Linked DNA regions of Homo sapiens: regions 1, 3 and 4 are each linked to region 2. The links are chromatin loops, found by intact Hi-C in ENCODE. Cell type or tissue: heart left ventricle. All regions are shown on one strand. Region 1 has its middle 8.6 kb from the start of SMIM10L3. Region 2 overlaps DAGLB (diacylglycerol lipase beta). Region 3 overlaps RAC1 (Rac family small GTPase 1). Region 4 overlaps PMS2 (PMS1 homolog 2, mismatch repair system component).

The links. Peaks named below come from ENCODE experiments on the same cell type or tissue, not always from the same donor. Only the 100,000 strongest peaks of a DNase experiment are listed, where the experiment ranks them.
Region 1: it touches region 2 in a loop (4-fold over the local background); 42 of 110 quality-filtered maps call a loop at or near these places.
Region 3: a loop joins it to region 2, with 2.0 times the contacts of the local background. A loop is called at or near these places in 46 of 110 quality-filtered maps.
Region 4: a loop joins it to region 2, with 4 times the contacts of the local background. A loop is called at or near these places in 36 of 110 quality-filtered maps.

The regions. Positions count from the first base shown.
Region 1 is chr7:6,356,306-6,358,805 of GRCh38, reverse strand. No RefSeq gene overlaps it. Among named protein-coding and RNA genes, the nearest start is that of SMIM10L3, 8.6 kb to the right of the region's middle. In heart left ventricle, no CTCF peak of the experiment used is centred here; no DNase peak of the experiment used is centred here.
Region 2 is chr7:6,434,293-6,436,792 of GRCh38, reverse strand. It overlaps DAGLB (diacylglycerol lipase beta), which reads left to right. Exons shown (of 15, transcript NM_139179.4): 3 at 260-431; 4 at 1,773-2,031. Among named protein-coding and RNA genes, the nearest start is that of DAGLB, 12 kb to the left of the region's middle. RefSeq lists an enhancer at 158-267. In heart left ventricle, a CTCF peak has its summit at 988 (motif pointing right); a DNase peak (open chromatin) is centred at 992; H3K4me3 peaks cover 335 bases; H3K27ac peaks cover 1,323 bases.
Region 3 is chr7:6,383,992-6,386,491 of GRCh38, reverse strand. All of the region lies in intron 1 of RAC1 (Rac family small GTPase 1), which reads right to left. Among named protein-coding and RNA genes, the nearest start is that of RAC1, 11 kb to the right of the region's middle. In heart left ventricle, no CTCF peak of the experiment used is centred here; no DNase peak of the experiment used is centred here.
Region 4 is chr7:5,996,033-5,998,532 of GRCh38, reverse strand. It overlaps PMS2 (PMS1 homolog 2, mismatch repair system component), which reads left to right. Exons shown (of 15, transcript NM_000535.7): 7 at 1,110-1,207. Among named protein-coding and RNA genes, the nearest start is that of PMS2, 12 kb to the left of the region's middle. In heart left ventricle, a CTCF peak has its summit at 1,151 (motif pointing left); no DNase peak of the experiment used is centred here.

The DNA of each region.
Region 1 (2,500 bases), 78 kb after region 2:
CTGTCACCCAGGCTGGAGTGCAGTGGCTCGATCTCTGCTCACTGCAACCTCTGCCTCCCGGGTTCAAGCAATTCTCCTGCCTCAGCCTCCTGAGTAGCTGGGACTACAGGCATGTGCCACCATGCCCAGCTAATTTTTTGTATTTTTAGTAGAGACAGGGTTTTACCATGTTGGCTAGGCTTGTCTTGAGCTCCTGACTGCGGGTAATCCACCCACCTCGGCCTCCCAAAGTGCTGGGATTATAGTCTTGAGCCATTGCTCCCGGCTCCAATAGAAGTTTAATCAGCACCTGCTCACCCTGTATATGATAATGAGAAAACGGACAGAAAATCTTCTTACATTTATTTTTAATTTTCATAATCTTTATTACAGATGGGGTCTTGTCATGTTGCCCAGGCTGGTCTCAAACTCCTGGTCTCAAGCGCCCCTCCCGCCTCAGCCTCCCAAAGTACTGGGACTACAGGTGTAAGTGACTGCACCCAGTTTAGAAACATTTTTAAATAATAGTATGACCCAGGCCAGGCATGGTGGCTCACGCTTGTAATCCCAGCACTTTGGGAGGCCGAGGCAGGCAGATCACGAGGTCAGGAGATTGACACCATCCTGGCTAACACGGCGAAACCCCGTCTCTACTAAAAATACAAAAAATTAGCCGGGCGTGGTGGCAGGCGCCTGTAGTCCCAGCTACTGGGGAGACTGAGGCAGGAGAATGGTGTGAATCCAGGAGGCGGAGTTTGCAGTGAGCCGAGATCGTGCCACTTCACTCCAGCTTGGGTGATAGAGTGAGACTCCGTCTCAAAAAAAAATAAATAAAAAATAAAAATAAATAAATAAATTATGGACAATTTCAAATGTATGCAAAAATGGACAGAATAGTAGTGAATCTCCATGTATATGTCATCTGATTTAACAATTATCAATTTATGGGTAATCTTGGGTCATCTGTACCCACTCTCCTACATTGTCATTACTTGGAAGTAAGTTCCATATATCATACAGAACAGCTATAAACATTTCAATATGTATTTCTTTTTTGGGACGGAGTCTCGCTCTTTCGCCAGGCTGGAGTGCAGTGGCGCTATCTTGGCTCGCTGCAACCTCCGCCTCCCGGGTTCAAGCGATTCTCCTGCCTCAGCCTCCCGAGTAGTTGGGACTACAGGCATGTGCCATCGCGTCCAGCTAATTTTTGTATTTTTAGTAGAGACGGAGTTTCATTCTGTTGGCCACGATGGTCTCAATCTCCTGACCTCATGATTTGCCAGCCTCGGCCTCCCAAAGTACTAGGATTACAGGCAGGTGCCTGGCTTCAGTATGTATTTCTAAAAGAGAAACTATTTTTACAAACTTAACTGTAATTCCATTATTGCACCAAAAAAAAAAAAAAAATTATTCCAGGCCAGGGGCGGTGGCTCACGCCTGTAATCCCAGCATTCTGGGAGGCCAAGGTGGGCAGATCACGAGGTCAAGAGATCGAGACCATCCTGGCCAAATGGTGAAACCCCGTCTCTATTAAAAATACAAAAATTAGCTGGGCGTGGTGGTGTGTGCCTGTAATCCCAGCTACTTGGGACGCTGAGGCAGGAGAACTGCTTGAATCCAGGATGCGGAGGTTGCAGTGAGCCAAGATCGTGCCACTGCCCTCCAGCCTGGTAACACAGCGAGAGACTTCGTCTCAAAAATAAATAAATAAATAAATAAATAAATAAATAAATAAAATTCCGTAAAATCATCAAATTCCAATTTTTGCCAATTCTCCTCCCTGCTTTTATTCACAGTTGACTTTCCTTTGTTTTGTTTTGAGACAAGATTTTGTTCTGTCACCCAGGCTGGAGTGCAATGGCACAATCTCAGCTCACTGCAACCTCCACCTCCCAGGTTCAAGTGATTCTCCTGCCTCAGCCTCCTGAGTAGCTGGGATTACAGGCGCTCGCCACCACGCCCAGCTAACTTTTGTATTTTTAGTAGAGATGGGGTTTCACCATGTTGGTCAGGCTCATCTCAAACTCCTGACCTCAGGTGATCTCCCCACCTCGGCCTCCCAAACTGCTGGGATTACAGGCATGAGCCATCGCGGCCAGCCTAATTGTTTTTTTTCTTTTTGGTAGAGACGGGGTTTTGCCACGTAGTCTAGGCTGATCTCAAACTCCTGGGCTCAGTTGATCCTCTCACTTCAGCCTCCCAAAGTGCTGGGATTATAGGTGTGAGCCACCACACCCAGCCTACAGTTAACTTTTTAAAAATAAAGTCCATACGATGGACTTGGCAGATACATTTCTCAAGCCTTCCTCTCTTTTTAAAATTACATCTCAAGTCTTTTTAAATTCATGGGTTCCCTTCCACTCTTTCTCTTCCCTTTTTTTTTTTTTTTTTTTTTTTTTTTTTTTTTTTTTTTTTGAGACAGAGTCTCGCTCTGTCGCCCAGGCTGGAGTGCAGTGGCGTGATCTCGCCTCACTGCAAGCTCCGCCTCCCGGGTTCATGCCGTTCTCCTGCCTCAGCCTCC
Region 2 (2,500 bases):
CCCCAGTGAGAACCCAGAAGTGTTTTTAATCCCTGCTAAATCTTAAAAAAGAGCCCAGGACTTCTTGTCACGTTTCCCATCCTCATTTTCTCACTTGCTGTCTGACTTAGGTGCTGATTACCAATTATAAGTAGAAAAAGTCAGGAGGCGGGTGTGCACAGTACAAATGTATGCTCTGCAAAAGCTGTATTTTTGCAAAAAGGAAGCTCTTCATCTCTGAGGAAGCAACTGAGCAGTCGGAACGTTTTTTGTATTTCAGGAACGATTTGTAACCCTGGACCGCGGAAGTCTATGTCTAAGCTGCTTTACATCCGCCTGGCGCTGTTTTTTCCAGAGATGGTCTGGGCCTCTCTGGGGGCTGCCTGGGTGGCAGATGGTGTTCAGTGCGACAGGACAGTTGTAAACGGCATCATCGCAACCGTCGTGGTCAGGTGACATCTCCCTTCTTCTCTTTGAGTTTCAGTGGATTTGAGGCATAGGTGAACAAACCCTTCTAACATGACAGAGAGTCCAGCGTCCCTCGGACTTCCTCAAATAGTTAGAAATTGGAGTTAGTTTCTGCGTAACTCATGAAAATTTAGAGACACTGTTTGTCCATGAAATACAACTCGTCTTTCGTTATGCACGTATTGATGTAGATTTCTTTCCTTACTGGTTCTTTATTTTCTACATTCCCTTCTGTCTCTCTCTCTTTTTTTTTTTTCTTTTTTTCTTAAAGTCTTTTATTCCTAACCCTTCTCTTATAAGAATTCGGAAGAAAACCAAAGACCAAAACCAGAGCAAAAACTAAAACTAAAGGTATGAAAAGAGATACGGTGTCCAGAAGTGGGACAGGGAATAATATTCTAGAACAATAAGGTTTTCGTGTTTTCTAGGCTAAAAATCTTAGAGATGATCCAGTCCCGCCCCCTTAACACCCTCTGTTCTAAATAAGGAATCAGACCTGGGCTGTTGCTGCGTTTCTCGAGTCACACCGCCAGGGGGCAGCAGAGCCCCTTCGGGAGGGGCATTTCCCGGTTGCGTGTGCTCCTCAATCCGGCGTCTTGCAGTGTGAAATATTTAAACATATAGATGAGAGGCCTATCAGAGTACTCTGTGATACCTTCATGAGAAGAGCCCTGAGGCACCGAAGGGGAAGGGCGTATGTCATGGTCCCAGGGCCATATGGAGAAGAAGTGCCCGCTGCATCCGGGCGCAGGCTGCAACTCTGCCCAGCGGACACCTCCCTGTTCCTTCTGTGGCCTTTACTGTTAGGGCAGGGCCTGGGTTAACCACTGATTCATAAGGAACTTTTTTTTTTTTTTCTTTGAGACGGAGTCTCCCTCTGTCGCCCGGCTGGAGTGCAGTGGCGCCTCCTCGGCTCACTGCAATCTCCGACTCTCTGGTTCAAGCGATTCTCCTGCCTCAGCCTCCTCAGAAGCTGGGACTACAGGCACGTGCCACCACACCCAGCTAATTTTTGTGTTTTTAGTAGAGACGGGGTTTCACTATGTTGGCCAGGCTGGTCTCGATCTCCTGACCTCGTGATCTGCCGGCCTCGGCCTCCCAAAGTGCTGGGATTACAGGTGTGAGCCACCATGCCCAGCCTCATAAGGAACTTTCTAGAAGAAAGTTGCTTGCCTCAGGCAGGTTCCAGGAGAGCTGCATCTTCCTCGGTAACAGAACCCTCCGTGGTAGAGACTCAGAAACTGAACCTGGAGGAGGGACCCCGGACATCTGCGTCTGGGCTGGGGCCCGCAGTCACCGAGCCTTTTCCTCTCTCTGTCTTGCAGTTGGATCATCATCGCTGCCACAGTGGTTTCCATTATCATTGTCTTTGACCCTCTTGGGGGGAAAATGGCTCCATATTCCTCTGCCGGCCCCAGCCACCTGGATAGTCATGATTCAAGCCAGTTACTTAATGGCCTCAAGACAGCAGCTACAAGCGTGTGGGAAACCAGAATCAAGCTCTTGTGCTGTTGCATTGGGAAAGACGACCATACTCGGGTTGCTTTTTCGAGTACGGCAGAGCTTTTCTCAACCTACTTTTCAGTAAGCCGAGGGGATCTGGTTTGGTCTGTTTCTTCTGTTTCAGTAAATGCTTCTGATGGAGCCGGTCCCTCTGTTCCCATAAAACCGCGTTTGAGAACCTGGTGTCTTTGGGTGTGTGGGGGGTGGCCGGAGACCCTCTGTCTGTGATGAGCCCTCCAGGGAGCAGTTAACTGCAAGAGCCACACCTTCTCAGACCCTGTGTCCCAATAGGACATGTCTTCGTATTGACACCCACTCACTACCCTGTCAAAATGCTGGATTAGCCTGTAAGGAACCACATAACGGACGCTGTACCCTTTGAGAATAATTTGCAGCTGCTGTTGAGCAGATACCAAGCACAGGCAGTGGCATGAATCGAGGTTGGAATCAGATAGTGAGTGACTTCTTACCACTTTGTATCATGATGGAAATGATCGACGATGCTACTTTTGGAAGACAGTTTGAATAGATGATTGCAGCACAGAAGGGA
Region 3 (2,500 bases), 50 kb after region 2:
TTTTAATTAACACTAATATACAAACACAGCCTTCCTCTTTAAGTAACTTATTCTGCTGCCTTAAGTGGGACAGCTCAAAATCCCACCACATCCCTACAGCCTCCCCTATGGCAATCAGCAATGACTGTTCTCTTGAGAGAAAGTGCTTAGTCAATAAACTACCACACGTAACTGCCATCACATTGATTCAGCTGTATTTAAATGCCACCTCCCCCAGCCCCAATCCTCACACAGCACCATAAGTCTATAAGCAGGGACTATCACAATACATCCCAGACATTTAATTAACAGCTCAGAGACGATGGGAGTTAAACTTGCCAAACAGAGAAGTGTGTAGAAATACTTCAGAGAAAGGAGCACCACCTGCACAACTGGCAATGGGTAGAGACTAATCCTAATATTACCAGTGTGCCGCCAGGCAGAAGAGTGGTGGCTGAAAGTCTCCCAACCACCTGGAATGTTTTTCAAGAGGCTATCACCTAATAACTAAGGTCACCACATCATTAGCAAAACATAAAGGTCTCCAATTTTTACAGCATTGACAAGGCAAGCTTAAGGGCTTACATGAGAATTCAAGTCTCTGGCATCCTGAGGGTTCAGTTAGCCAAGTGCTCTCCTTAATGAGCCCTTCTCTCTGCTGTGCTGTCAGTTTACCAAGGTCACAATGACACATCAGCATCATAATTTTAAGATTTTTGTCGTTCAATCTCAACTACTATAAATTAGAATTCACCATAAAGTTAAGCGCTTTTCCATTTTCCCTCACACTCAAGGCAGATTACAGGCCCAGCCAGTCTTGCCAATATTCATTCACTCATGACATTATTGAGGGCTTAACAAAAGTTGGAACTCCCCATTCCAAAGACTTTAGAGAGTCAAACATTACATCACCAGGAAGTAGCTTCCAACTCCTAAAGGCTTTCTAAACAGAAATGACTCATTGGACATACATTTCGTTAAAAGCTTAGAATGTGAAAATAAACCTGTATGAGCAGGAGCCTAAGCTTTGGAGTCAGAAGCCCAGATTTGAGACCCAGGGCCAATTCTAGCACGTACTGGCTGTATTTTTTGGCAAGTTTCAACTTCCTCATGCCTTTTTTTTTCACCTGCAAAATTAATGCAGAACTACCAGCTCCATCCCCAAACTACTGTGAGCATTAATTCAATTTCAATTTATATCAACCGTGTGCTACACCAGAAGCACACTAGGTGCTAAAGATGTATCAATGAACAAGACCTCATGAAGTAAGTGCAGTTGTTAAATTTAAAAATTAAGAATGCAATCATCACATGAAATTATGCGTGTGATAACTGTCATTATTAAAGCAGCTCTGGAAATGTACAGCAAAAGAGCTAACATTTCTAGAGCTGAAAAAAATATTTTTAGGCCAGGCATGGTGGCTCATGCCTGTAATCCTAGCACTTTGGGAGGCTGAGGTGGGTGGATCGCTTGAGCCCAGGAGTTCAAGACCAGCTGGGCCAACATGGAGAAACCCGTTCTCTACTAAAAATACAAAAATTAGGTGGGTGTGGCGGTGTGCAGCAGTAGTCTCAGCTACTTGGGGGGCTGAGGCACGAGGATCACTTGAACCCAGGAGGGAGGTCAAGGCTGCAGTGAAACAAGATTGCACCAGTGCATCCAGTCTGAGGGACAAAGTGAGACCCTGTCTCAAAAAAATAAATTTTTTTAAATTAAAAAATAAAAGCCTGGTGCAGTGGCTTAGGCCTGTAATCCCAGCACAGGAGGCTATAATCCCAGCACAGGGGCCTGAGGTGGGAGGATCGCTGAGCCCAGGAGTTCAAGACCAGCCTGGGCAACATAGGGAGACCTTGTTTCCACAAAAAATTCAAAAATAAGTGGTGGCTCTTGCCTGTAGTCCCAGCTACTCAGGAGGCTGAAGCAAGAGGATCCCTTCAGCCCAGGAATTCAGGGCAGCAGTGAGCTGTGATCACACCACTCCACCCAGCCTAGGTGACAAAGCACGATCCCATCTCAACAATAAAAAAATAAGTGGGCAGTGGCATAGGGAAATACGTTACCTCTTCTTGTTAAGGACATGGGGACTAGATCCTACTTGGAAAGTCACAGGTTTTAAATTGCCCAGAAAGCACTGGATTTTAGAAGAAGCCTCCAACTGCAGTGTGGCAGGAAGCCTGAGGACGCCAGGGACTCAGTCAAGGCAGACACACATGGAAGCTGTTGCTACAGTCCAGGAGCCATCCATGGTGGCCTGGACCAAGAATGGGGACTGGACAGTGAACATAAGTGGGCTGTTTCCTGGACTGCTTGAACTTGGAGGCAGATCAAGCATCGCTTACCCATGGTTTGGATGTGGCAGCTGAGGAAGAAAGTGGAGCCTAAGGCTCTAAGGGACCTTTTTAAAAATGATAAAGGTTGGCTGGGCTCGGTGGCTCACACATGTAATCCCAGCACTTTGGGAGGCCAAGGCGGGCGGATCACCTGAGGTCAGGAATTCGAGAAGAGCCTGACCAACATGGA
Region 4 (2,500 bases), 440 kb after region 2:
TTAGTAGAGATGGGGTTTCATCTTGTTGGCCAGACTGGCCTCGAACTCCTGACCTCTAGTGATCCGCCTGCCTCGGCCTCCCAAAGTGCTGGGATTACAGACGTGAGCCACTGCGCCCAGATTAAGAATTGATTTTTAAAGTGCCTATCACAAGGCCCGGCGCAGTGGCTCACGTCTGTAATCCCAGCACTTTGGGAGGCTGAGGTGGGCGGATCACGAGGTCAGGAGTTTGAGACCAGCCTGATCAATATGGTGAAACCCCATCTCTACTAAAAATACAAAAATTATCTGTTCGTGGTGGCAGGCACCTGTAATCCCAGCTACTCAGGAGGCTGAGGCAGGAGAGTCGCTGGAACCCGGGAGATGGAGGTTGCAGTGAGCTGAGATTGCACCACTGCACTGCAGCCTGGGCGAGAGAGCAAGACACCATCCCAGGAAAAAAAAAAAAAAAAAAACAAAGTACCTATCACAAAAATTGATGTTTGAGAGCTGAATGTGTTTCATTTTATTCTTCCAGAGACACTCGTATACTGCGTCTTTTCACTCTCTCTCTGAAAAAAATATAAGTTATTGTGGGCAATGTGTGGGTTCTGAATAAGTAGGTACTTGTTTCATCTTTCTTATATCATAAAATCAAAATTGTTGTTCCCACGGCTCACACATGTAATCCCAGCACTCTGGGAGAGGAAACTGTTGGGATTATGTGTTTGAACCACCCGGCCAACAATTTTGAGGTGGGAGAATCGCTTGAGCCCAGGAATTTAAGACCAGCTTGGATAACACGGCAAGATCCCATCTCTACAAAAAAATTAAAAAATTAGCCAGGTGTGGTGGTGTGCACCTGTAGTCCCAGCTACTCACTCGACAGGCTGACGCAGGAGGATTGCTTGAACCCACGAGTTTGACATTGCAGTGAGGTATGATTGAGCCATTGTACTCCAGCCTGGGCAATAGAGGGAGACCCTGTCTCAAAAAACAAAACAAAACAAAAGATTCTTTTAATTTTTTTTGCGCTTGTAATGTCAATAGCTTGACTAAGAAAGAAAACAGATTAAGTCCACTCTGTCTTTATTAGGAAGTAACTGTGAATTTTTTTTTTTTTTTTTCAGTTGCAAAGCCTCATTCCTTTTGTTCAGCTGCCCCCTAGTGACTCCGTGTGTGAAGAGTACGGTTTGAGCTGTTCCGATGCTCTGCATAATCTTTTTTAGTAAGTAGATTGCTGGCAAGAGAACTACAATTGAACATTTTATCCTGAGAGCTTTTTTTTTAAAGATAGTGATTCTAAGGCTAATAGTTTCGTGTCTTTTTTTTTTTTTCTTGAGACGGAGTCTTGCTTTGTTGCCCAGGCTGGAGTGCAATGGTGCTATCTTGGCTCACTGCAACCTCTACCTCCTGAGTTCAAGCAATTCTCCTGCCTCAGCCTCCTGAGTAGCTGGGATTACAGGCACGTGCCACCACACCCGGCTAATTTTGTATTTTTAGTAGAGACGGGGTTTCACCATGTTGGCCAGGCTGGTCTCGAACTCCTGACCTCAGATGATCCGCCCACCTTGGTGTCCCAAAGTGCTGGGATTACAGGCATGAGCCACCACGCCTGGCTAGGGATAATAGTTTTTTATGTCCTTTATAAAACTGTGAGCAATGCTGTGGCTAAGAAAGATGATTTATACAAAGGAGTCAGTTGCTTAATTCAAACCATGTTTTGAGTAAGTGGTATATTTCAGGTGGTTTTCTGTTGAGCAGGTCTTCTTTAAGGCTCTGTTTAGTTAGACTAACTTGTAAATTATTTTATCATTTTAAATGATTTTGACTTTCCTGGCATCTGATGAAGGCAGTTCAGTGTCATTACTTTTCGTATAAGAAAATAGACACTTCCATAAATAGGATTGGTCCTGTAAAGATATCTATCTATCTGTGTGTATATATATATATATATATATATTTTTTTTTTTTTTAGCTTTGAGATGGAGTCTTGCTTTGTTGCCTAGGCTGCAGTGCAGTGCCGTGATCTTGGCTCACTGCAACCTCTGCCTCCCTGCAACCTCTGCCTCCCAGGTTCAAGCGATACTCCTGCCTCAGCCTTCCGAGAAGCTGGGACTACAGGTGTTCACCACCATGCCCGGCTGATTTTTTGTATTTTTAGTGGAGACGGGGTTTCGCCATGTTGCCCAGGCTGGTCTTGAACTCCTGACCTCAGGTGATCCACCCACCTTGGCCTCTCAAGGCTCTGGAATTACAGGCATGAGCCACCACACCCAGCCTAAGATCTGTATTTCTTTTTGTTTGTTTGTTTGTTGCCTTGAGATCTATATTTCTTACTCTTCCTCCACTTGCTTTTGGCTTATGCCTGAAATGGTAAACATGGAGCTTTATGTCTTTATGTGAAGGTGGTGTTCTTCTGGAAATGCCGGTATCCCTGGGGTGGGTCTCATGTGAAGCAAGCGCTTTACCAAGACATGAGATATAAGCGTCCTACCCGGGAGGTTTTGAAAGGGGAGGG